Regions from separate parts of the Homo sapiens genome. Here all the other regions are linked to region 1. The links are chromatin loops, found by intact Hi-C in ENCODE. Cell type or tissue: PC-9. All regions are shown on one strand.

Region 1 (8,000 bases):
AAGCAAGATACGCCCATGAAAGGAAGAAGTGGGACAAGAATCTAGAAGTTTAGTCTTCTAGGCACAGACCACAATATAGCTCTAAAGAAGCAAGCGGGCCCTAAATTATCTTAGGGAATGTGGCCAAGCAAAGGAGAGATGTGTATATGTGGGGACCTTCTTTCAGACTCCTCACCTTGGGGAGCAGCATGGAAGCCCTGGACCAAAGCAGGCACATTATCTGTGAAGAACCGCTGGCGGAACATGATCCGCACTTCGGCATGGCCAGCACGAGTCAGCACATCAGTGCAGTCAGACATGAGCAGAGAGAAGCCATCAGCTGCTGCTGGACCTAATTCTGGGTCACTCAGGAGGCCCATGAGCTGGAGAAAAAAGAGCCTTTGAGGTACATCAGGGAAGAAGAATCTTAAGTGCCAAAGATAAGGATGGGGCCGGGTGTGGTGGCTCATGCCTGTAATCCTAGCACTTTGGGAGGCCAAGGCAGGTGGACTGCTTGAGTCTAGGAGTCTGGGCAACATGGCCAAACCCAGTTCTTACAAAAAATACAAACATTAGTTGGGTGTGGTGGGGTGCCCCTGTAGTCCCAGCTACTTGCGAGGCTGAAGTGGGAGGATCACTTGAGCCTACGGAGGTTGAGGCTGGAGTGAGCTGTGATTGCACTACTGTACTCCAGCCTGGGTGACAGAGTAAGACCCTGTCTCCAAAAAGAAAAAAGAAAAGAAAACAAAAAACACACAGGGGAGGATGGAAGTCCTTGGGAGGAATAGGAGCAACCAGAAAGTTTGTTTAGGTCCTGGGTTCTTCTGTCTCCAGAAAGGACGTACCCGGGCTGTAAGGCAGGAGCTGAGAGGATGGTATCTGAGCACTAGGGCCTTTGTTACCTGTAATTGGAGACAGAGAGAGCAATTGGGGAATGACACTCAAACCCGAGAACCCTGAGACATAGATGTTTATGGTTTAGGGTCAAACAGGGACATTTTATTTAACCAGACATAATTGCCTCTCTGGCTAACCAGACTCCACTCCAACTCCTTACCCAGAGAAGAAGAGTGAAGGCCTGACTACGACAGGGCCCAGAGCCCAGGCCAGCCTCCACTTTGTCCACAGCTAGCTGTAGGAATTCATCCAGCTGCTGCCCTAAAAAGGAGAGAGGAAATGCTGACATAAAGGCTACACATTTTCCCTTTAGCAATGAAATGCAAATCACTTTAAGTGCAGAGCTCCCTGAGAAGCTGTTAGAAAGGGAAAATATCATTTTTGCCTGTGGACAAAATGATTGGACACCTGCATAAGAGCCTGGTATTCTCATAATACAGAGGTGCTGCCATTTGAAAAGAGAGGGTCATCTACTTCCAATAAAGAATTATCCACACTAGCCCCACTGTAGGGAGTAGGACGGCAGAACTAGACTCTTTGTGCTCCCTTCTCTTCTTAGGTACTATAAAGCTCTGCCCAACTGTGGTCTTGACGCTTTTCCCACGGGCAGTCCCAGGACAGTGCTTGAGCAGTTGAAGCCCTGTTAATGTTATTAGCAAGCTCCTTTTAAAAAGAGAATGAGTACTGAGCTATAAGATTTCATGGGTAGTTGATTCTGGGAGGCTCCTTACATAGTCTGATCTCAGTACCTGCAGGGTGCTTGTTGAGGAGTCCTGCAAAGCACTTGGCAGCAGCGGTGGAAGAAAAGGGGCAGCTGTGGCAGCAGCTCAGTTCCAAAAGCTCCCGCATGAGTTGGTTCAGCTGAGGGATTTCCACCTACAGAAAACCTGGCCATGTAATGGACCCAGAGAACACTTGAACTCCAAGAGAACCAGTACATAGTGGCAGCAGGGACCGGGACGGATGAGAACTAACTTCTCTGGTGGGGGAAGTAAAAGATCAGCTTAGCCTGTGGCAAATTTCAGCCCGGAGTCACCTTGTCAAGGTTAAATAACAGTACTTCCCAAATGTGCTCACTTACATTTCGAGGCAGGGAGCAGACAAAGGCCATAAGCAGTGCAATCAGCCGCCTCTGCCCTGAGGAGCCATCCTATAAAGGAAGGAGAGCCCGATCAAGCCTGCCAGCAATAAGCTTGTCTGCCCCTCTACCCATTCCAGATTAGCCCTAAAAAAAAACCAGCTTGAAGGATGTAAGTTCTAAGACTGTTACCTGGAATGGCTGGAATCTGCTCGGGAAGCTGTTTTCAGGCAGAAAGGACACGTTGCCATCCAAGAAGAGGGGCACAATGTGTGTCACACTCTGGGCAGCTAACCTGGGGGCAGAGTACTAGGTATGACCAAGGAGCTAGGATTCTAAAGCAGCCCTCTCCTCCACAGACGTGCTTTTCAACCTAGGGTTTGAATTAGGATCACCACGTCAATGGGACATGCCCTGATCATTCATGCATTGAACAAATATTAATTTGGCACATATGTGCCAGTAATCATTTCCATTCAGGTTCCCATCTGGGAAGTCAAGGTATATTTTAAAATGCTCTACAGGTAATTCTTAAGCACATCTGCGGCTAAGAACCACTGGCCCTGGCTTCCCACCCTCATAGTCCATGGTGCTAAGAGCCCCTTCCTTTTGTTTTGTCAACAAAACTTACAAGACGATTAACTGCACCACATTTACATATAGGTAAAAGGACAGCTGACAAGGCAGCTACCTGTTGCTTCTTCCTAAGAATGCTATCCTTCTCCCTGGGTTCAAGCCACATCCATGATTATACTTACTCAGGGCTCAGGTGGGTTGTAGCAGTGCCAATGACAGACACCATGGCAGCCAACACCTCATCCTCCAATAGTACTTTTCTCAGAACTGAGGGCTCCTTCTCTGCAAAACACACACACATGCACACAATCACAAGACCATGACGGGTTCAAGAAATGAATGATTGGGTTCTGTCAGCATCACTGACTCTGGGGCTTGACTCTAGCCACGACAGCAGTTCTTAATCTGGTCTCTGGTAGTGCTATAGTCCTGAGAATCAGGGCACCAGAAACAGGAGTGGTCTGACCTGGGGCCACAGAGCGCTCCTGAGAACTCTGCACAGTCTTTAGACTAGGCCAACAGTGGGAAAGAGGGATAGCTAAGATGAACATTCTTAACATAAGAAATAGAAATGTTGTCCCTGGTGTCCCTGGAGATGCAAGGAAAAAAAAATAGTAATGTTGGTCTCTGAAAAAATTAAAAACATAGATTTATCTTCATGGGTCCTTATTATTTATAGCAACTATCATACACTGAGTACTTCCTATGTGGCAGGTACTATACACTAACTTATTTAATCCTTACCAACTACCCTGTGAAACAGTTTTTTTTTTTTTTTTTTTTGAGACAGGAACAGGATCTCGCTCTGTCACCCAGGCTCGAGTGCAGAGGCACAATCATGCCTCACTGCAGCCTTGAACTCCTGGGCTCAGGTGATCCTCCCACCTCAGCCTCTTGAGCAGCTGGGACTATAGGTGTGCACCACTATGTCTGACTATTTGTAGAAACAGGGTCCCCTGTGTTGCCCAGGCTGGTCTCAAACTCCTGGACTCAAGTGATCCTCCCATCTTGGCCTCCTGAAGTGCTGGGATTACAGGTGTGAACCATGGCGCCAGCCTAGACGGTACTCTTTATCTCCATCTTACAAGTGAGGAAATTGAAGCGTGGAAAGGCTGAATATCTTCACCTAAGTTAGCAAGTGGTAGAGTTGAGGATAAAACCCAACCAGGTGGGCTTGACTCCAGAGTCCAATTCTAAGTAAACTAATCACATAGCACTTCATGGGGAAAAGGTGTGCATTCTTTTGAATGTTGCTAACACTAGTGGATTTTGGTTCCTGCCACTGGTCAGGGTGGCACCCTTTGCTATGAAGTGAAATCTCACTCTGAGGACAAAGGATTGAAAATAAACCTCTGATGGTACAAAATACAGTACCACCAATACCCAGAGGGTGGTGCTGTTCAACACCAGCAGAGGGCAAAGTTCCCAAAGGCCAGGAAGGAGAGGTGGAAAGTTACCTGGCATAGAGGCCTGCACAGCCAAGGCAAGCAGGCAAGGTATAGCTGTCTGGTGGAAATACCAGCAACTCTCAGGGTCCTGCTGACATTTTTCTGCCATCTGTCTGAGGCTCTGACAGACAGCAATAACGTCACTGGATTGTGCAACCATATTCCCTGTTGATGAGAAAGTGTTCTCTGTAAGGTTTGCTTAAAAGCACTTTCAGGTGTTTCCAATTACACAGCAGATGAGAGGAACAAAGAAGAGTGACTGAAGGGACCAAGAGTGCCTTATTAAAAAGCTGAGTCACTTTATTCTCCTGGCTGTTCTTTCTGATCTATTCAGACTTCATAGTTGAGACTTGCTCTGTCCCAGGCTCTGCAGCAGAAGCACTTGTATATATTCTCTCCTTATTTTTCATAACAACCTTAGAAGTATCATTTCCCTCACTCTATAGAGAAGGACATGGAGGCACAATGAAATACATGATCAGTGGCTTTTCCAGGGTCACAGGAAGTGCAAAGTCAGGAATCAAGCCCAAGTTATAATCCAAGTCTAGTATTCATTCTACTATGTAACAGCTGCTGGATCAACCACAGTGGGCCTGAATCTACCCACAGGGCAGGCTGCTGTCACTTTTGCATTGGAGCAGTGCTTCTCAAACTCAACAGTCTACGAGTTACCAGGGTACACTGTCAAAATGCAGATTCTGATCAGTGAGGGCCTGAGATTCTGCACTTCTAACAAGCTCCCAGATGTCACCCATGCTGCTGGTTAACAGACCATCTTTTGAGCACCACGGCCTTAGGGTGATGCCTCTCAATTCAGATCCCACATGAAAATTACCTAGGTAATTTTTTTTTTTTTTTTTGGAGACAGGGCTTCACTCCTGTTGCCCAGGTCAGGCTGGAGTGCAATGGAGCGATCTCGGCTTGCTCCAACCTCTGCCTCCCGGGCTCAAAGTGATTCTCCTGCCTTAGCCTCCCAAGTAGCTGGGACTACAGGTGCATGCCACTGCTCCTGGCTAATTTTTGTATTTTTTGTAGAGATGCGGTTTCGCCATGTTGCATCGGCTGGTTAGGTCTCAAACTCTTGAGCTCAAGTGATCCATCAGCCTTGGCCTCCCAAAGTGCTGGGATTACAGGCATGAGCCACCACACCCAGCCCGGCACTTTTTTTTTTCTTTTTTGAGATGGAGTTTCACCCTGTTTGCCCAGGTGTGAGTGCAATGGCATGATCTTGGCTCACTGCAACCTCCGCCTCCCAGGTTCAAACGATTATCCTGCCTCAGCCTCCTGAGTAGCTGGGATTACAGGCGCCTGCCACCATGACCAGATAATTTTTAGTAGAGACGGGATTGCACCATGTTGGTCAGGCTGGTCTCAAACTCCTGACCTTGTGATCCACCCGCCTCAGCCTCCCAAAGTGCTGGGATTATAGGCATGTGCCACTGCGCCCAACCCTTTTTTTCTTTTGAGATAGAGTTTCACTCTATTGCCCAGGCTGGCCAGGCTGGAGTACAGTGGCGCAATCTCAGCTCGCTGCAACCTCCGCCTTGTGGGTTCAAGAGATTCTCCTGCCTCAGCCTCCCCAGTAGCTGGGATTACAGGCGCATGCCACCATGCCCAGCTAATTTTTTGTATTTTTAGTAGAGACTGGGTTTCTCCATGTTGGCTAAGTTGGTCTCAAATTCCTGACCTCAAGTGATCTGCTGGCCTCGGCCTCCCAAAGTGCTGAGATTACAGGCAAGAGCAGCGGCCCTGGCCGGGTACTCTTAATAGTACTGTTGCCTAAGTCCCATCCCTCCTCAGAGACTGATTCAGTTGGACGCAGGCATCAGTATTTTTTTTTTCTTTTAAAAGAGTTGATTCTGTTACTCTTATGTATAGCTACAGCTAGAACCACTGCCTTAGAGACTACAGCTCCCTATTCAGCCCAGTCCGTTGGTGGTTATTCCTAGTAGTTACCTCTGTTCACTTGCCAGAGATGCTGCAGCAGCAGAGGCAGTGTCTCCTTGACGATGCTGGGATGTGTTGATACAGCTGACAAGGCTTGCAGACAGCACAGATGCCGGGAGCATTGGGTGGGCTCATCTCCGTTAGTCAAATTTGACTCCCCTGAAAGCAACCCATGAGACAAAGGTTTACTGTGTGATAGGAAGCACGAAGGCCCCAAAGCCTTGCTGGAAAGGGATGGGCCACAGAGGATTAGAGACACATACCTACACGCAGCTCCTCAGCGAGCTTGGGTACGAGGTGGCTGCTGAAGGCCACAGGGTAGAGAGCAGCCAGGGTTCCTGATGCTTCCAGTGCTGCCACCCTGCTGGAGGCGCAGAGCAGATAAGCATTGGCTGAGCCTGGGCTCACAGCTCTCTTGCCTACGTCTGATATTAGGCAGATTCAGGAGTGTGAGCTCCCAACGCCTCCTTGCTAAAGAGCAGAACTCAAGTACCTACACCACTGAGTTGGACAGGGCTTCTTAAAGCCTAAGAAGAGAGCAGTCCTACATCTCTCCAACTGGTTAGCAGCCAGAGTCTAACACAGAGCTCACCTCCCCTAAGGAGAGCCAAGGGTCAGAAGCACAGAGCCCTGGTCCTAGCTTGATCTTTTGCTGCCAATACAGAGGCAGGGAACAGCTTGCTCTATCTCATTGCTTTAAATTCTCACCAACTCTGGGAATCCTCCTTCAGGAAGCTCAGTCTGTACAGGTGACCCACTGCCAGCTCCAAGTCCTCATAAGATAGGAGATCTGTAGTTAGAAGGGAACATGAATCTCATCTTTCTTCCCCTGCAGCCATCACAACCCTTCTAAGCTCTTATTAGAAATCCCAAATCATCCAGAGTTGCAGTAAGAAGAGGATAGTAAGGCTGCTTTTCACCAAGGCAGTCTTACAAGAAAAGGACCAATATTTTCCTCTTCTCTTTCCCTTAAGATGTACCTGGCTGGGCACCCAAGACTGTCAGTGTACGGATGCCAACAAGCTGAAGCTGGGTGCTGGGGTCTGTTAGAGCCATGAATACCAGTGAGCACAGCTGGTCCTTGAAGCCATTCAGAGGCCTTTGATCTAGGGAAGAGACAGAGGCCAGGTTAGAAGGAAGCCACTGCATTCCATATCCCTGACTAAGCTGTGATACACAGCCAACCTGGGGTAGATTTTTTTTTTGAGACAAGGCCTCTGTTGCCCAGGCTGGAGTGCAGTGGCGTAATCTCGGATCACTGCAGCCTCTGCCTCCCAGGTTCAAGCCATTCTCCTGCCTCAGCCTCCCGAGTAGCTGGAATTACAGGCATGTGCCAACAGGCCTGGCTAATTTTTGTATTTTTAGTAGAGACAGGGTTTCACCATATTGGCCAGGCTGGTCTCGAACTCCTAACCTCAAGTTTTCCGCCTGCCTTAGCCTACCAAAGTGCTGGGATTATAGGTGTGAGCCACCATGCCCCGCCTCCTGGGGCAGATTTAAAGAGCTTAATCCATTGGGTATCCAGAAAGCACACTGAGAAAAATAAACAGATCTCATCCATCTCATCTGTTAAGTGTTCTCTTGTGCTACAACCTCAGAATAGGACCACTGTTCTAGACTACTTTTCCACAGCACTCTTTGCCCTGCTATCCTTTATAGGCTGAAGTGTTCAACAGTCCCCAGAGCACTGCAATGGAAGGCAACCTCACCTTTGTCTTCATAGCTCCATTTCTGCTGCAGCTTCAAGAAACCCAGGAGCATTTCAAGGATTGTCCGCCGCTGGCTGCTCTGTAACGTTTCAAGGGGTACTAGAGTCAAAGAATATTTTAAAGGATTTCAATCCTGCTACTCTGGATATAGGGAAAATTCTTTCTTTCTTCCAAGAGATGGGGGTTTTGCTATGCCACAGCCAGGCTGGAATACAGTAGCATGATTATAGCTCCCTGCAGCCCCGACCTCCTAGGTTCAAGTGATTCTCTCGCCTCAGCCTCTTGAGTAGCTGGGACTACAGATGCGTGCCACCTTATCCAGCTAATTTTTTTTTTTTTTTTTTGTAGAGATGTGGTCTTGTCTTG
Region 2 (8,000 bases), 270 kb after region 1:
CTAATTCGAGGACATTTCCATCACCCCAAAGAGAAACCCTGTACCTGTTAGCAGTCACTCCCAGTTCCTCCCTCCTTCCAGTCTCTGGCAACCACTAATTTACTCTGTCTCTATAGATTTGCATATTCTGGCTGGGTGCGGTGGCTCGTGCCTTAATCCCAGCACTTTGGGAGGCTGAGGTGGGAAGATCACCTGAGGTCAGGAGTTCAAGACCAGCCTGGCCAACATGGTGAAACCCCATCTCTAGTAAAAATACAAAAAAATTAGCCAGGTGTGGTGGCGGGCGCCTGGTAATCTTAGCTACTCAGGAGGCTGAGGCAGGAGAATCACTTGAACCCAGGAGGCAGAGGTTGCAGTAAGCCAAGATCGTGCCACTGCACTCCAGCCTGGGTGACAGAGAGAGACTCTGCCTCAAAAAAAAAAAAAAAAAAAAAAAAAGATTTGTTTATTCTGGACATTTTACATAAATGGAATAGTATGTGGCTTTTATGTCTGGTTTCTTTCACTTAGCACAATGTTTTCAAGGTTCATTCATGTTGTAGCATGTATTAATAACTCATTTCTTTTTTTGTCTTCCAATATGATCTCAAGACTCATTTTTTATGGTGAATAATATTCCAGTGAACGGATAGAATATATTTTGTTTATATCATTCACTAATTTTTAATTTTTTTTTTTTTTTTTTGAGACAGAGTCTTGCTCTGTCGCCCAGGCTGGAATGCAGTGGCGCGATCTCAGCTCACTGCAAGCTCCGCCTCCCGGGTTCATGCCATTCTCCTTCCTCAGCCACCCGAGTAGCTGGGACTACAGGCGCCCACCACTATGCCCAGCTAATTTTTTGTATTTTTAGTAGAGACGGGGTTTCACTGCATTAGCCAGGATGGTCTCAATTTCCTGACCTCGTGATCCACCCACCTCAGCCTCCCAAAGTGCTGGGATTACAGGCGTGAGCCACCGTGCCCGGCTTTAATTTTTTTTTTTTTTTTTGAGACAGAGTTTCCCTCTGTCACCTAGGCTGGAGTGCAATGGCGCGATCTCAGCTCACTGCAACCTCCGCTTTCCAGGCTCAAGCGATTCTCGTGCCTTAGCCTCCTGAGTAGCTGAGATTACAGGCAAGCGCCACCATGCCTGGTTAATTTTTGTATTTTTAGTAGAAATGGGGTTTCGCCATGTCAGCCAGGCTGGTCTTGAACTCCTGGCCTCAAGTGATCCGCAGGCCTTTGTCTCCCAGAGTGCTGGGATTAGAGGCGTGAGCCACACCGCCCAGCCTCTTAAAATTTTTTTAATTGTAGTAACATACACATAACATAAAATTGACCATTTTCAAGTGTACAGTTCGATGGTATTAAGTCCATTCATGTTGTTAAACAACATGGTCTATACTGGCTGTTGTGCAACCATCACCACCATCCATCTCCATGGCTCTTCTCATCTTGCAAAACTACCACCCTGAACCATGAAACAATAACTCCCCATTTCCTCCTCCCCACAGCCCCTGGCAACCACCATTCTACTTTCAGTCTCTGAATTTGACTACGCTAGGTACTTCATAGAAGTGGAATCATACAGTACTTATCTTTTTGTCACTAGCTTATTTCATTTAGCATAATGTATTCAAGGGTCATCCATGCTGTAGCATGTGTCAGAATGTCCTTCATTTTTAAGGCTGAACAATGTTCCATCTTCTGTTTATACCGCATTTTGTTTATCCATTCATCCACTGATGGACACCTGGGTTGCTTCCACCTTTTGGCTATTGTGAATAATCTGCGAATGAACATGGGTGTACAAATATCTCTTTGAGACCTTGCTTTAAATTCTTTTGGGTATATACTCAGAAGTGGAATTGCTGGATCAAATGGTAATTCTATTTTTTAATTTTTAAGGAACTGCCACAATGCTTTCTATACCATTTTACATTTTCATTGACAGTGCACAAGGGTTCCGATTTCTCCACATCCCCAACTTCTATTTTTTTTTTAAGACGGAGTCTCACTCTGTCGTCCGGGCTGGAGTGCAGTGGCACTGCAACCTTCTGCCTCCCAGGTTCAAGCTTTCTCCTGCCTCAGCCTCCTGAGTAGCTGGGATTACAGGCATGCGCCACCATGACCAGCTAATTTTTGTACTTTTAGTAGAGACGAGCTTTCACCATGTTGGTCAGGCTGGTCTCGAACTCCTGACCTCATGATCCACCCGCCTCAGCCTCCCAGAGTGCTGGGATTACAGGCATGAGCCACCATGCCCAGCCCCCACTAACTTCTTATTTTCCATGTTATTTATTCATTTTTAAACAAGCATTCATTGAGTACCTACTATGCCACAGCTCTATACTTGGTAGAAACTGAGGCTGCCAAAATGTTAAATCTGTTTCCCTGCTCTTAGAACTTAGGAAACAATGGAGAAACAGTCATGTTCAAGAGATAGAGTGAAATGCAAGGTGATAGGTGCCTAATAGAGATGGAATCAATGGTAGATTGGATAAAGAAAATGTGGTACAGGCCGGATGCTGTGGCTCACGCTTGTAATCCTAACACTTTGGGAGGCCCAGGCAGGTGGATAGTCTGAGCCCAGGCGTTCGAGACCAGCCTGAGAAACATGGTGAAATCCCGGCTCTACAAAAAAAATACAAGTATTAGCTGGGCTTGTTGACGCGTGCCTGTAATCCCAGCTACCTGGGAGACTGAGGTGGGAGGATCCCCTGAGCCCAAGGAGGTGAAGGCTGCAGTGAACCATGATGGTGCCACTGTACTCCAGCCTGGGTGACAGAGTGAGACCCTGTCTCAAAAAAAAAAAAAAAAAAAAGAAGAAGAAGAAGAAGAAGAAAATATGGTACATATATACCAAGGCCGTAAAAAGAACGAGATCATAGCCTTTGCGGCAACATGGATGGAGCTGGAGGCCATTATCCTAAGTGAGCTAACACAGGAGCAGAAAACCAAACACTGCATGTTCTTATAGATGGGAGCTAAATACTGAATACCCACGGACACAAAGAAGGGAACAGACACCAGGGAGACACCAGGGCCTACTGGAGGATGGAAAGTTGAAGGAGGCTAAGGATTGAAAAACTACCTATAAATACACAGATACTATGCCTGTTAACTGGATGACAAAATAATATGGACACTGAATCCCCATGACATGGAATTTATCTATGGAACCAACCTGCACATGTACCCCTAAAACAAAAATAAAAGTTAAAAAAAAAAAAGAGAGAGAGATGGAGGCTGGGCGTGGTGGCTCGCGCCTGTAATCTCAGCACTTTGGGAGGCTGAGGTGGGTGGATCACCCGAGGTCAGGAGTTCGAGACCAGCCTAGCCAACATGGTGAAACCCCATCTCTACTAAAAATACAAAAATAGTCGGGCATGGTGGCGGGCGCCTGTAATCCCAGCTACCTGGGAGGCTGAGGCTGGAGAATCACTTGAACCCAGGAGGCAGAGGTTGCAGTGAGTCGAGATCATGCCACTGCTCTCCAGCCTGGGCGACAGAGTTATACTCCATTTCAACAACAACAACAACAAAAAGAAAAAAAAAAGAAAAAAAGAAAACGGCGTGTGATTTCTGAGGATGCATCAGAAGAGACTTTTGGCTTCCTTCCTGGCTCCCTGGTGGATCTCTTGTTCTGGGTTAAGGCATCCGCCATGTCAGGAGGACACTCAAGAAGCGTTCAGGAGAGCCCCGAGGGAGGACCTGGCACCTTCTGCCATCTTGTCACTATTGGAGAGTGCCAGCATCACCTTGTCAGCTGTGTGAGGAAGCCACCCTGGGAGCCGATCCTCCAGCCCCACTAAGCCTTCAGATGATTGCAGCCTTGACCAACATGTGACTGCAACCTTATGAAAGCGCCTGAGCCAAAACCATCACCAAGCTGCTCTTGATTTTCTGACTAAAAACACCCAGAACCCAAAAAACTGTGAGATAATACATGCTTATTGTTGTTTTAAGTAATTAAGTTTTGAAATACTTCATTACACAGCAAGAGATAACTAATGCAGCTAGAAGCATGAAAATATCTGGCATAGTGTGGAAATGGCGAGAAATGCATTGAGGCTGGCACGAGAGGTTAAAGCCAGAAACTTGGAGTTGAAAGAGATGCTTCTGAAATGCCATGTTTCTCCATAAGAGTGGGCAAGGGAGCCATCTGGTGGAGGAGGCATGCTTAGACATTCCCTTCTCTCTTCCCTGATTTCTCCAGCCTGTTCTCCTCAGCATTTCCACCTAGTATTTCTCCAAGGGCCACAGTGAGGTTTATGAGTCAAGTATGTGGGCCATAAACACACTTGCTTATTGAAGCAAATACTAACCTCTGCAAAATGTCAAGGTAAGATATTATCTTCAGTGATTATTTAATTTTCTCCCTTAGTCTCTTCTACCTGTCTGCTACCAAGGGGAAAACATCAGCAGCACCAGGAGTTGAGGCAGAATGCTGCAGGAGGGAAAGAAGGAACTAGAACTTGATTATGGAAAAATCAGAATTAGACTCGAGAGAGCACAGTCAAGCTGGTCCGTCTCTTAATTATAAGGGGAGGCCTTTATTCATCGCTACAGGCCACGACTATTGTCCCTTTCTGGTTTTTAAAGCCTTCTTGTATCCTCCAATGTTCCCTCCAGATAATGTCTAGAAATTCTTGAATAATATCTCTCAATTCTATAGCTGCTGGAAGAGAAAACAAATACTATTACTCTCCACTGTCAGACTGAGGCCAAGGAGGAGGAATTGCAAAGAAACTAAAATTTACCTTTGGAGTAAATTACCAGTGTGAGAATTTCAGGCACTTAGGATATATATATTATTATTATTTTTTCGAGACAGAGTCTTGCTCTGTCGCCCAGGCTGGAGTGCAGTGGCACGATCTCCGCTCACTGCAACCCCCGCCTCCTGGGTTCAAGCAATTCTTCTGTCTCAGCCTCCTAAGTAGCTGGAATTACAGGCACGCGCCACCACACCCGGCTAATTTTTATATTTATTTATTTATTTATTTTGAGACGGAGTCTAGCTCTGTCGCCCAGGCTGGAGTGCAGTGGCATGATCTCGGCTCACTGCAATCTCCGCCTCCTGGGTTCACACCATTCTCCTGTTTCAGCCTCCCCACTAGCTGGGACTACAGACGCCCACCACCATGCCCGGCTAATTTTTTTGTATTTTTAGTAGAGCCCAGGTTTCACCGTGTTAGCCAGAATGGTCTCGATCTCTTGACCTTATGATCTGCCCACCTTGGCCTCCCAAAGTGCTGGGATTACAGGCGTGAGCCACCGCGCCCGGCCTGATTTTTATATTTTTAGTAGAGACGGGGTTTCACCTTGTTGGCCAGGCTGGTCTCAAACTCTTGACCTCAGGTGATCTGCCCGCCTCAGCCTCTCAAAGTGCTGGGATTACACGTGTGAGCCACTGTGCCTGACCGGTACTTAGGTTATTAAAGAAAAAAATTTATTTTTCTTAAGAAGGGTGGGGACTCCTTAGCTTAAATACTACATTGTTGAACACAAAACTTTCCCCATCCTCTCACTTAGATTAAGTCTGCCTCTTCTCTCTGCTCCTACGGTTACAGTAGAATCCCCTGCTTTATATCATGGCTCAGTCAAGTCAGCGTCTTCTGTTGAACTAAGAGTTCATAGAGGGTAGAATTTCTGTCCAGTTCATTCTTGCTGGTTTCACAGTCATTGTTTTAAGAAATGATTCATGACCAGCCTGGGCAACATAGCAACACCTCATTCTACAAAAAAAAAAAAAAAAAAAAAATTGGCCAGGCACGGTAGCTCACACCTGTAATCCCAGCACTTTGGGAGGCTGAGGCAGGCAGATCACGAGCTCAAGAGATCGAGACCATCCTGGCCAACATGGTGAAACCCCGTCTCTACTAAAAATACAAAAATTAGCTGGGCGTGGTGGTGTGCACCTGTAGTCCCAGCTACTCGGGAGGCTGAGGCAGGAGAATCGCTTGAATCCGGGAGGCGGAGCTTGCAGTGAGCCAAGATCGTGCCACTGCACTCCAGCCTGATGACAGAGTGAGACTCCGTTTCAAAAAAAAATAAAAATAAAAATTAAGTAGCTAGGTGTTAGTGGTGTGCACCTGTAGTCCCAGCTCCTCTGGAGGCTGAGGCAGGAGGATTGTTTGAGCCCAGGAATTAGAGTGAGCTATGATTGCACCATTGCACTGCAGCCTGGGCAGCAGCAGAAGACCCTATCTCAAAAATAAAATAAAATTACATTAAAAAAGGAAAGAAAGATAAGAAAAAGAAAAAAGAAATGGGCATTGTTCTGGGGCTTTTGTTGAAAGAGATGTGAATTCTGTGCTCCAAGAGGAAACTGACACGCATGCGCTCATTCAAGGAACATTTGTTGGTACCTCCTTTGTGCTAGATGCTGGACACAGAAATTATAGGCAGTTCCCTCAGGACTCTCACTGTCTAGAGAGAGGAGGAGGCACCAAGTGCTGGGGTGGGGCAGGCCCACGGAGCCAAGTCAGAAGGGCACGTAATCCAGACAGTGGCTGCTGATGGGGAAGGTGTCAGAGAAGTCTTTCTTCAGGGGTGAGATCTGAGCTGAATTTTGGAGGAAGAATAAGAGCTGGCCAACTAAAGAATATGGGGCGCAGTGGCTCACGTCTGTAATCCCAGCGCTTTGGGAGGTCGAGGCAGGTGGATCACCTGAGGTAAGGAGTTTGAGACCAGTCTAGCCAACATGGTGAAACCCCATCTCTACTAAATACAAAAAATTAGCCAGGCATGGTGGTGCATGCCTGTAATTCCAGCTACTTAGGAGGCTGAGGCGGAAGAATCGCTTGAACCTGGGAGGCAAAAGTTGCAGTGAGCCAAGATTTCTCCATTGCACTCCAGCCTGCGCAACAAGAGCAAAACTCTATCTCAAAAAAAAAAAAAAAAAAAAGGTGAGAGTAGTCTGTAGAAAGGTACAGTAATGGGAGAAGGTGTGACATATCCGAGAACTGCCAGAGTTGAATACACCAGGCTTTGGTTTTATCCTGGAGGTCACAGGGGGCCACTGAAACTATCCACCAAGAGAGTGGTCTGAGAAAGGTACAGAGGGGTGGACAGGGTGGGGGATGGGAGTGGGTGGGGAGTGGCGATGGCCTATCCTGGAATTCAGACCTGAGGCCAGGTTAGGAAACGAAGAAGAGGGGCCTTCAGAGGCTATCTGCATGACAGACCCAGGAGCTTTCGGGGAAAAGACCCATCCTAAGGGAGGAGAGGCAGAGTCCAGCAGATGGGCCTGGACCACCACAAAGCTCAGTCCATTTCTCTAAGGGGTGGTGAGTGGATTTCTGTATATGGCTTAGTGATATGTGTGGGAATTGGATCTTTCTACATTTTGGCCTTTCGTGGATTCTTGTCTGATTTTTGGGCTAGGGGTGGTGGTGGTAGGGCTTTGAGTAAAAATAAAAATCACAATGATTGCTAACGATTTTTGAACACTTATAACATGTCAGGAATTTACATACTTTAGCTCATTTAATTCTCATCACAGCCCCACACTGAGGGTACCACTATGGTTATCCCCATTTTACAGCTGGAAAAACCAACCAAGCAATTCATCTGAGGAGAAGCCCTCCTACCTTACTTATGTTGGGACTGGCGCATGCCGGGTAATTGACAAAGTCAACTAAAGCAGGGAGCTTTGAGAAAAATACCTACACAGGGTAAGCATTTACTTTTGGGACAATCGTCAATTTATACATAGTTATAAGAACTAACACAGGGTGATCCCACAGACTACCCCCCAATGGTAACATCTTGCAACCCTTCTTAACAGAATGCCTACTATGTGCCAGGTACTGCTTTAGGTGCTGGAGACATAGACACGGGAAACGAAACATTAGCTGACAGAAGCCACAAGAGTGAATGAGATCCTCACGGAGTGCCTTGAGTCAGAAGAAAGAAGGGTAGCAAAAGGAGCCCCAGCATTTGAGGGGTAGGAAGAAAAGCCCTAAGGAGACCTTGAAGGTCGGAAAGAGAGGAGAGGGTGGTGTCATGGAAGCTAAG
Region 3 (8,000 bases), 110 kb after region 1:
AACAAACCTGCAAAGCAGTGTCACAAATGCACTTTGGGACCCCAGAACATCCAAGGCACTGACCTTTTTATTTTATTTTTTTTTTTGAGATGGAGTCTTACTTGCTCTGTTGGCTAGGCTGAGGCTCAGTGGTGGGATCTCGGTTCACTGCATCCTTCACCTCCTGAGTTCAAGCAATTCTCCTGCCTCAGCCTCCTGAGTAGCTGGGATTACAGGCATGTGCCACCATGCCTGGCTAATTTTCGTATTTTTAGTAGAGACGGGGTTTCACCATGTTGGCCAGGCTGGTCTCAAACTCCTAAGCTCCAGTGATCCACTGGCCTCAGCCTCCCAAAGGCACTGACCTTTTATTGGGTTGTTATGTGCTGGACACCGAACTAGAAACTTCCACTGCATTAGCTCACGTAAGTTCATAGCAGTCTTATGGGGCCATGTAAAGCAGAGGGTGACAGTGGAGCCCTAGAATCACAGACTTGAGTTTCTTTTTTTTTGAGACGGAGTTTCCCTCTTGTTGCCCAGGCTGGAATGCAGTGGAGCGATCTCGGCTCACCGCAACCTGCGCCGCCTGGGTTCAAGTGATTCTCCTGTCTCAGCCTCCTGAGTAGCTGGGATTACAGGCATGCGCCATCACGCCCAGCTAATTTTGTATTTTTAGTAGAGACAGGGTTTCTCCATGTTGGTCAGGCTGGTCTCAAACTTCCAACTGCAGGTGATCCGCCCGCCTTGGCCTCCCGAAGTGCTGGGATTACAGGCGTGAGCCACTGCGCCTGGCCACAGACCTGGGTTTCAGTCTGAATGTTTCCCTTTCCTAACTGTCTTGGCTTTAGCAAGGAGCTTCTCGAATTTAGAGCCTGACTGCCTTACGACTGTAAAGGGGAGATGATTATTAGGATTCAGTAAGATACACATAACATCATTTAGTCCAGTCCCAGCACTTAGTAGGTGCTCAAGAGACAATAAACATATTTCTCCATGCATTACGTTTTGCCAGTAAGGACACTAAGGCCCATGGAGAGCAGAGCTGTGCTATTTCATTCATCCCTGTAACCCCAGCACCTGGCACATGTGAAGAAGTGAAAAATAATATGCCAGGATGAACAAGCCAGTACCTGGTGGAGCTGGGATGCCAGCTCAGGTCTTCCTGACTCCAGCCCTGTACACCTGGTCATCAGGCTGTCCTAGGGAGATCTGACTGTGGGGTGGCCATGGCAGGTGTATTAGTCTGCTCAGGCTCCTGTAACAAAATACCACATGCTGGGTGACTTAATCAAGAGACATTTATTTTCCACAGTTCTGGAGGCTGGGAAATCCGGCATCATGGTGCTGGCTGGTTCAGGTTTTGGTGAGGACTCTGTTGCTGGCTTGCAGGTGTCCGTCTTCTTGCTGTGTCCTCACATGGGGAGCGAGTGGAGAGTGAGATAGTGCTCTAGTGTCTCTACAAGAACTGTAAGCCAGGGCAGTGGAGCACACCTGTAGTCTCAGCTGCTCGGGAGGCTGAGGTGGGAGGATTGCATGAGCCCAGGAGTTCGAGACTAGCCTAGGCAACATAGGGAGATCTTGTCTCAAAAGAAAAAAAAAAAAAGGACCATTTTTCCCATCAAGGGGTCAGAAGGTCAGGGCCCCACGCTATGACCTCATTTAACTTTATTTATTTCTGTATAGGCCCCATGTCCAAATACAGTCACATTGGGGGTTAGAGTTTCACCATATGAATTTGGGGGGACCCAAACATTTAATCCATGATAGTGGATCCCCAAGCTGACTCTGACAGCCCTGCCTCTCCTACAGGCACCCTCTGTGAATGCTACGATGAGCTGGGCAATCGCTACCAGCTGCCCATCTACTGCCTGTCACCGCCGGTGAACCTGCTGCTGGAGCACACGGAGGAGGAGAGCCTGGAGCCCCCCGAGCCTCCACCCAGCGTGCGCCGTGAGTTCCCGCTGAAGGTGCGCCTGTCCACGGGCAAGGACGTGAGGCTCAGCGCCAGCCTGCCCGACACAGTGGGGCAGCTCAAGAGGCAGCTGCACGCCCAGGAGGGCATCGAGCCATCGTGGCAGCGGTGGTTCTTCTCCGGGAAGCTGCTCACAGACCGCACACGGCTCCAGGAGACCAAGATCCAGAAAGATTTTGTCATCCAGGTCATCATCAACCAGCCCCCACCACCCCAGGACTGATGGGCCCACGGACCCCTGGGAAGAGGCCCCGCCTGGAGCACTAGGCCCCCACCCTGCTGCTGCCTTCCAGTGCTGTCATTTTCTTCAGGGGCCCTCCCCTCGGTGTGGCTGGTGGGTGAGCCGTGAAGGGACCCTGCCTTTCAGGGCACTACGCGCCACCAGTTCCCGGTACCCAGGGAGCAGGCAGCCACACACGGGCCTTGCAACCTTGTCAGAGAAAAGGCGAACAGGGCCCTCACCCTGCCTGTCTCCCGAAGCAGGTTCGAGCCACAAGGGCCAACCAGGAGGCCCCTGGAGCCCAGATCTGTCATCTGGTGCTGCCAGCTGTGCTCACTCTGGTTTTCTGCTCAGGGTCTGAAGCAGCTGCTGTCTCCCTCCTCTGCCCCCATCCCCTGGCTCTCCCCTGGGCACAGTGCCACTCCCTTGGAAGGGAGGGAACCACCCGTGAGCCCCAGGGCTTGGGAAGCCTGAGGCGGGCCTCTGCCTCTCCCTGCCCCCAGCACAATTGGCAGAGATGAGGCGGGTGGTGGACAGCTGGGCTGTCGTGGCAGGGTCTGCACAGGGCCATGTCCTGGCTGTAACCCAGGCAGTGGGAGGTCTGCAGCCTGGTCATGGCCTCCACAGCAGGTCCCTGTGGACAGACATATCTGCATATTTATCAATAAAGCCTTTTGCTCCTTCTCGCTTGCCTGGCATTTGACTGAATTCTCCTGCAGCTCTGTGGGGCCCCTGGAGCTGTTCTGGTATGGGAACAGGTGGATGCCTGGCCTCCCCAGCTGCTCTGGGCATGCAATCTCCAGCAGAGTGAGCCTGGAACTGCCAGTCTTCTGGGCCCTGATCCCAGCTCCCCTGGTGTCCTCATGAGTCCTCAGGAAAAGCCACTCTTTGCTTTTCTTTAAAGCAGAGCCATGCTGCCTGCCCTGCCTCCTCCATCAGTTGCTGGGAGGATTAAGCAGGAAGACAGATGTGAAAGTGCTTGCAAGGCGAAGACAGCACCTCAGGAAGGTGGTCTGCTCCTGCAGCAAGAGGGGCTAACTTCCGGCCCTGGAGACGCTGTAGCCATCGTGATGTTAAAGCAAAATCTCTGACAGATTTAGATCGTGTGTCAGAGGTTTGTGTCAGCTTCCCAGCAAGGGAACCAGAAAGGAAAAGGAACCGGTTCCTCATGCTTCCTAGGGGAATGCATGCATATCTGAAGAGAAGGGAATCTTATATAAGGCTGTTTAGCTAAGGGCAGCCACCAGCCAGGTGAGCCTTACAGAAGCACAGGGCTGGGTGTCTGCAGTTCCCTAGCAGATTAACCTGGGTCACAGTGACTCAGAGCTCCAGCATGCGAGTTCCAGGTGTGGAACTGAGCAAGTACAGATCTGCTTTTGCTCCACTTGGGAGTATTTTTCCTTCTTAGTGAGCATGGGCAGCCTCCTGGCCAGGGAAGTCTGGCACTGTCTGGGCCTGACAGGGAAACCCTGGGAGGGTAGAAGGATCCAGAGTAGCTGCTGTTCCTCGCTAGCTGGGCTTAGTGCTTTCCGGAGACCCCTTTCTTGAAGCAAGACTCTGTAAGCCCTGCAGAGGTCCCCTGAGCACTTACCAAGAGAGGAGACAGATTGGATAAGGTTTGTTCATGACTAAAAGTCACCCAGCCAAATGCAGTGATGCTTAACGGGGAAGCATGTGGGACCCCGGAGAGCCGAAGGCCAGCGTGAGCTGTGATCAGAGAGGGAGACAGCTGCCCTTCCTGCTACCACGGCCCTGGCCTGGACAAGTAGAGTGTGACCCTCCTCACAGCCAGCAGGGCCTGTCTGCAGGACAGCCTGGGAGTACAGAACTGTCCTGGGTCCCCCGTTTGGTTTTCAGGCCCTCTTCCTGGAGCTGGCTGAGCAGGGTTTCCAGGCATCCAGCAGGTGGCACTGTCATCTGGGCTGGAGCATGCAGCCAGCAGTTCCCTTTTGCAACTCAGTTGCCTTGGCTAAGGCCCAACCAGTCCCAAGTGCTCAGGACAGAGGCTGGACGGGCTCCTTCCTGCACCCCTGCTCTTGGGACACAGTGCCCTCCGGCTCTAATAGGCCAGGAGTTGGGGGGGCAACTGGCTCTGCTCCCTGGCCCTGGCTCCCCCTGCTCCCTGGGGCTGCCCGAGGTGAAGGTGACAGGTGGGGGAGGCAGGTGGAGAATTGGGCCAGTGAGCTCATGGCAAAGGCGCCCAGCTGGGCAGGGGTGGGTGCTCTGGCCTATAAAGCCCCCGAGGCCCTGTGGCCTGCAGAGGCGGTTATGGACGGCACCATGGAGGACTCCGAGGCGGTGCAGAGGGCCACAGCGCTCATCGAGCAGCGGCTGGCACAGGAGGAGGAGAATGAGGTGCGAGCAGGGGTGGAGGTGCCCAAGGGGGTCTGAGGAGATCCAGTTCTGCTGTCAAGGGGAGGGAGATCCTGTCTGCTACACCTGTGGTGGGGAGGGGGGCAGATGTCCCCAGGGGCCCAGTTGGGCCTCATTCCTGTCCCAGGGTATTACTGGCAGGGGGTATTGCTGGCAGCAGAAGACTGAGGCTTCAGCCTTCAAAATTAAGTCAGTGAGATGGGGAGCTGGGCTGGGCTTCCTAAGACTGCTCACCCTCCTGGGCCTTGAGAGACAGTGGGCTGTACAAAGCAGACAGCTGGGTGCTGCCTGGGACTTTCAGGAATGTGTGGCCCTGTGATGCCCCAGTGACTGAGTGGGAGGCTGGGGCAGGGGAAACTCCAGTATTTGGCCAGTGAAGAAGAGAGTGAGGAAGGGATGCTGGGAAATGAAGCATGGATTTTGCCAGCCTGCTGGCCACCCTTGGGGAGTCCTTTGGCGTGTGGTGTTCTGGGCAATTGCATTTTCTCTGGGATAAGGAAGTGGAGCGGTGGCAGGGGGTGCTGGCTTGTCCTATTCTGCATTTTTTTTTTTGAGACGGGGTCTCCCTCTGTTGCCCAGGCTGGAGTGCAATGCATGATCTTGACTCACTGCAACCTCCGCCTCCTGGGTTCAAGCGATTCTCCTGCCTCAGCCTCCCGAGTAGCTGGGATTACAGGCATGCACCACCATGCCTGGCTAATTTTTGTATTTTTAGTAGAGATGGGGTTTCACTCTGTTGGTCAGGCTGGTCTCAAACTCCTGGCCTCAGATGATCCACCCACCTTGGCCTCCCAAAGTACTGGGATTACAGGTATGAGCCACCATGCCCGGCCCCTACTCTTCACTTTATTTAAACTAATACTTCATCTAGTGTTGGCTCTGCCAAGAGCCCAGAGCTGTAGAAATGGGTGGACCAATAAGGGTCAGACCCTGCCTTCTTTTTACCAACCCAGGATTCATTTTAGCCCATTTGTTGGTTTCATAGTCAACTAAGAAACAAGGCAAAGGGAAGAAATGACTAAATAGAGGTGTGAATCAGAAGTGGAGGAACACAAGGGGCTCATGAATTGTTCTGAGGGCCTTCAAGGACTCCTCTGTGGACAGGGCCAGGTGCAGTGGCTCAAGCCTGTAATCCCAGCATTTTGAGATCTGAGATCCGAGGTGGGCAGATCACTTGAAGTCAAGAGTTCGAGACTCACCTGGCCAACATGGTGAAATCCTGTCTCTACTAAAAATACAATTAGCCAGGAATGGTGTCAGGCACCTGTAATCCCAGCTACTCAGGAGGCTGAGGCAGGAGAATTGCTTGAACCTGGGAGGCGGAGGTTGCAGTAAGCCGAGATCGCACCACTGCACTTCAGCCTGGGTGACAGAGGGAGACTCCGTCTCAAAAAAAAAAAAAAGGGGACTCCTCTGTGGACAGGAGGATACCTGAGCTGGGCCTTCAAGGGGACTCAGTGGAGTCCAGGATGGTGGAGGGTATTCCAGCCTCAGGAAATGCAGGAGCTGAAGTTTCCATGAGTGAAAGCGTGGCTGTCTTGATAAAGTCTGGTAGTAGGGGCTAAGGCTGGAAAGACACAAGCCAGAGAGGGCCATGTAAAAGATATTTATTCTGTGGGCAGTGAGGAGCCACTAAATGTTATTGAGTGAGGGAGATTGGTGTCATCTGACCTATTTTAGGAAAGCAGCTCTGATGGCCCTGAGAAGGACTTGTTGGAAAAGGCTGGCCCTAGCAGGAATGGAGGGGAGGAGATAAATCAGGTTGGAGGTAGATGCCATTCAAAAAAAGGAGTGTGACTGAATGAGGGGTGAGGAGGAAGGAAGGGTCAAGACCCCAAGGGAAGAAGGGATGAGGTCAGGAAAGAGCTTGGAATGAGCCCTGGCTGGGGCAAGCATCCCTGGATCTCTAGGAATCCCACTTCTCCCTCCCCCAAGGGCATGTGCCTATGGTTGGCTGGTGCCAGGCAGGTGAGTCATGCTGCTATGCCAGTTCTGGAGTGCTGCCAATAGACACACAGACCTTCAGCAAGGGGACGCAGAGCAGTGTCTTCCGTTCATTCATCCAATAAATATAGCTACAGAGCTGTCAGGACACCAGTGCCAGGCCCTGTGCTAAGCATTTTACAGGCATTCTCCCATTTAATCTGCATAGCAATCTATGACGTAAAGTGGGAGCTTTGTGTGTTTCATGAACTCACATTCAATGCAGCAAACAGCTACTGAGCACCTACTGTGTGCCAGCCCACAAAGACAAACCTGAAATGAAGGGCTGTAGGGTCTGAGGAAGATGTGGGTGAGCATTAGAGTCCCCAGTTGTCTCTACCAGGCCCCAGCCTGGCAGGGTTCTTGGAGGAGAACCTCTGTCTAGCCTGTGCCCCATCCCCAGGGTGGGAGGGGAAAGAGGGCCCCAGAGGCCAGTGCAGGGGCTGGAGTTCCACTGTGGCGAGTTTACTGGGTTAGGTCATCACTGAGAACTTAAGGGTTAGCAGAGATGCTGAGTCTGCTTGCCATCATCCATTCGATCATTCATTCATTCACCAGTCACTAAGCACCTACTATGTGCTAGAGCCTGTCACAGATGCTGGGGACACCAAGATGATTAAGACACAAGCTCGGGAGCCACAGTGGCTCAGGCCTGTTGTCCTGGCGCATAAGGAGGCAAGGCTAGGCATTTGAGGCCAGCCTGGACAACATGGAAACCTCTCATCTATGTGACAACAACAACAAAATTTATAGCCGGGTGCAGTAGCTCACGCCTGTAATCCCAACACTTTGGGAGGCCAAGGTGGGCGGATTGCCTGAGCTCAGGAGTTTGGACCAGCCTGGGCAACATGGTGGAACCCTGTCTCTACTAAAATACAAAAATAATTAGCCAGGCGTGGCGGCATGCGCCTGTAGTCCCAGCTACTCAGGAGGCTGAGGCAGGAGAATTGCTTGAACCTAGGAAGTGGAGGTTACAGCAAGCCGAGATCACACCACCGCACTCCAGCCTGGGTGACAGAGTGGGACTCGGTCTCAAAAAAAAAAAAAAAATACACAAGCTGGCCCTCTGGATGCTCCCTGAGGAGCCCAGCCAGAGTCCCACATGCAGCAGTAGCTGCAGCCCCAGGTTATCTTTCATTCTTGGAAGAAGATGCAGTGTTTCTGATTAGGCCAGCACTGAGACCTCAAACCATGAAGCCCAACATGAAAGAGAGAAAGCAGTGGCTAACAGAACCTTCAGAATGAAGACCTGGGAAATCGGCTCTCAAAACCACCCTGAAGGAGCAAATGCGGGAGCTCAGGGAGGAATGGGAAAGGGGCCTGAGTGCTCTGTAAGGGTGGCCTCCTTCCCAGCTGCCACATTGACTCAGGACCCTCCAACCTGGGCAATTGTTCCTGGACTCATAGCCACACAAGCTGCCTGGTGGGGACTGCAGAGATGGGAGTGCCAGCACATCACAAAGAGAGAAGAAG

What was found. A loop is a pair of places that touch in the nucleus more often than their neighbours do. Peaks named below come from ENCODE experiments on the same cell type or tissue, not always from the same donor. Only the 100,000 strongest peaks of a DNase experiment are listed, where the experiment ranks them.
Region 2: a loop joins it to region 1, with 23 times the contacts of the local background. A loop is called at or near these places in 5 of 110 quality-filtered maps.
Region 3: it touches region 1 in a loop (3.0-fold over the local background); 3 of 110 quality-filtered maps call a loop at or near these places.

The regions. Positions count from the first base shown.
Region 1 is chr10:97,459,871-97,467,870 of GRCh38, forward strand. MMS19 (MMS19 cytosolic iron-sulfur assembly component) reads right to left here. Exons shown (of 31, transcript NM_022362.5): 14 at 7,635-7,713; 15 at 6,906-7,031; 16 at 6,634-6,715; 17 at 6,189-6,289; 18 at 5,935-6,084; 19 at 3,988-4,143; 20 at 2,713-2,812; 21 at 2,147-2,249; 22 at 1,958-2,026; 23 at 1,626-1,752; 24 at 1,037-1,137; 25 at 825-881; 26 at 176-362. Among named protein-coding and RNA genes, the nearest start is that of ZDHHC16, 18 kb to the left of the region's middle. In PC-9, CTCF peaks have their summits at 3,917 (motif pointing right) and 4,116; DNase peaks (open chromatin) are centred at 4,041 and 7,051; H3K27ac peaks cover 770 bases.
Region 2 is chr10:97,727,804-97,735,803 of GRCh38, forward strand. No RefSeq gene overlaps it. Among named protein-coding and RNA genes, the nearest start is that of ZFYVE27, 5.3 kb to the right of the region's middle. RefSeq lists a silencer at 4,009-4,303. In PC-9, CTCF peaks have their summits at 4,142 (motif pointing left) and 4,350; no DNase peak of the experiment used is centred here.
Region 3 is chr10:97,568,350-97,576,349 of GRCh38, forward strand. UBTD1 (ubiquitin domain containing 1) reads left to right here. Exons shown (of 3, transcript NM_024954.5): 3 at 1,789-2,857. The coding sequence ends at 2,174. It overlaps ANKRD2 (ankyrin repeat domain 2), which reads left to right and starts at 4,430. Exons shown (of 9, transcript NM_001346793.2): 1 at 4,430-4,526. The coding sequence starts at 4,440. RefSeq lists a silencer at 6,383-6,677. In PC-9, CTCF peaks have their summits at 4,019 and 4,219; DNase peaks (open chromatin) are centred at 3,452, 4,092 and 6,522; H3K4me3 peaks cover 316 bases; H3K27ac peaks cover 4,402 bases.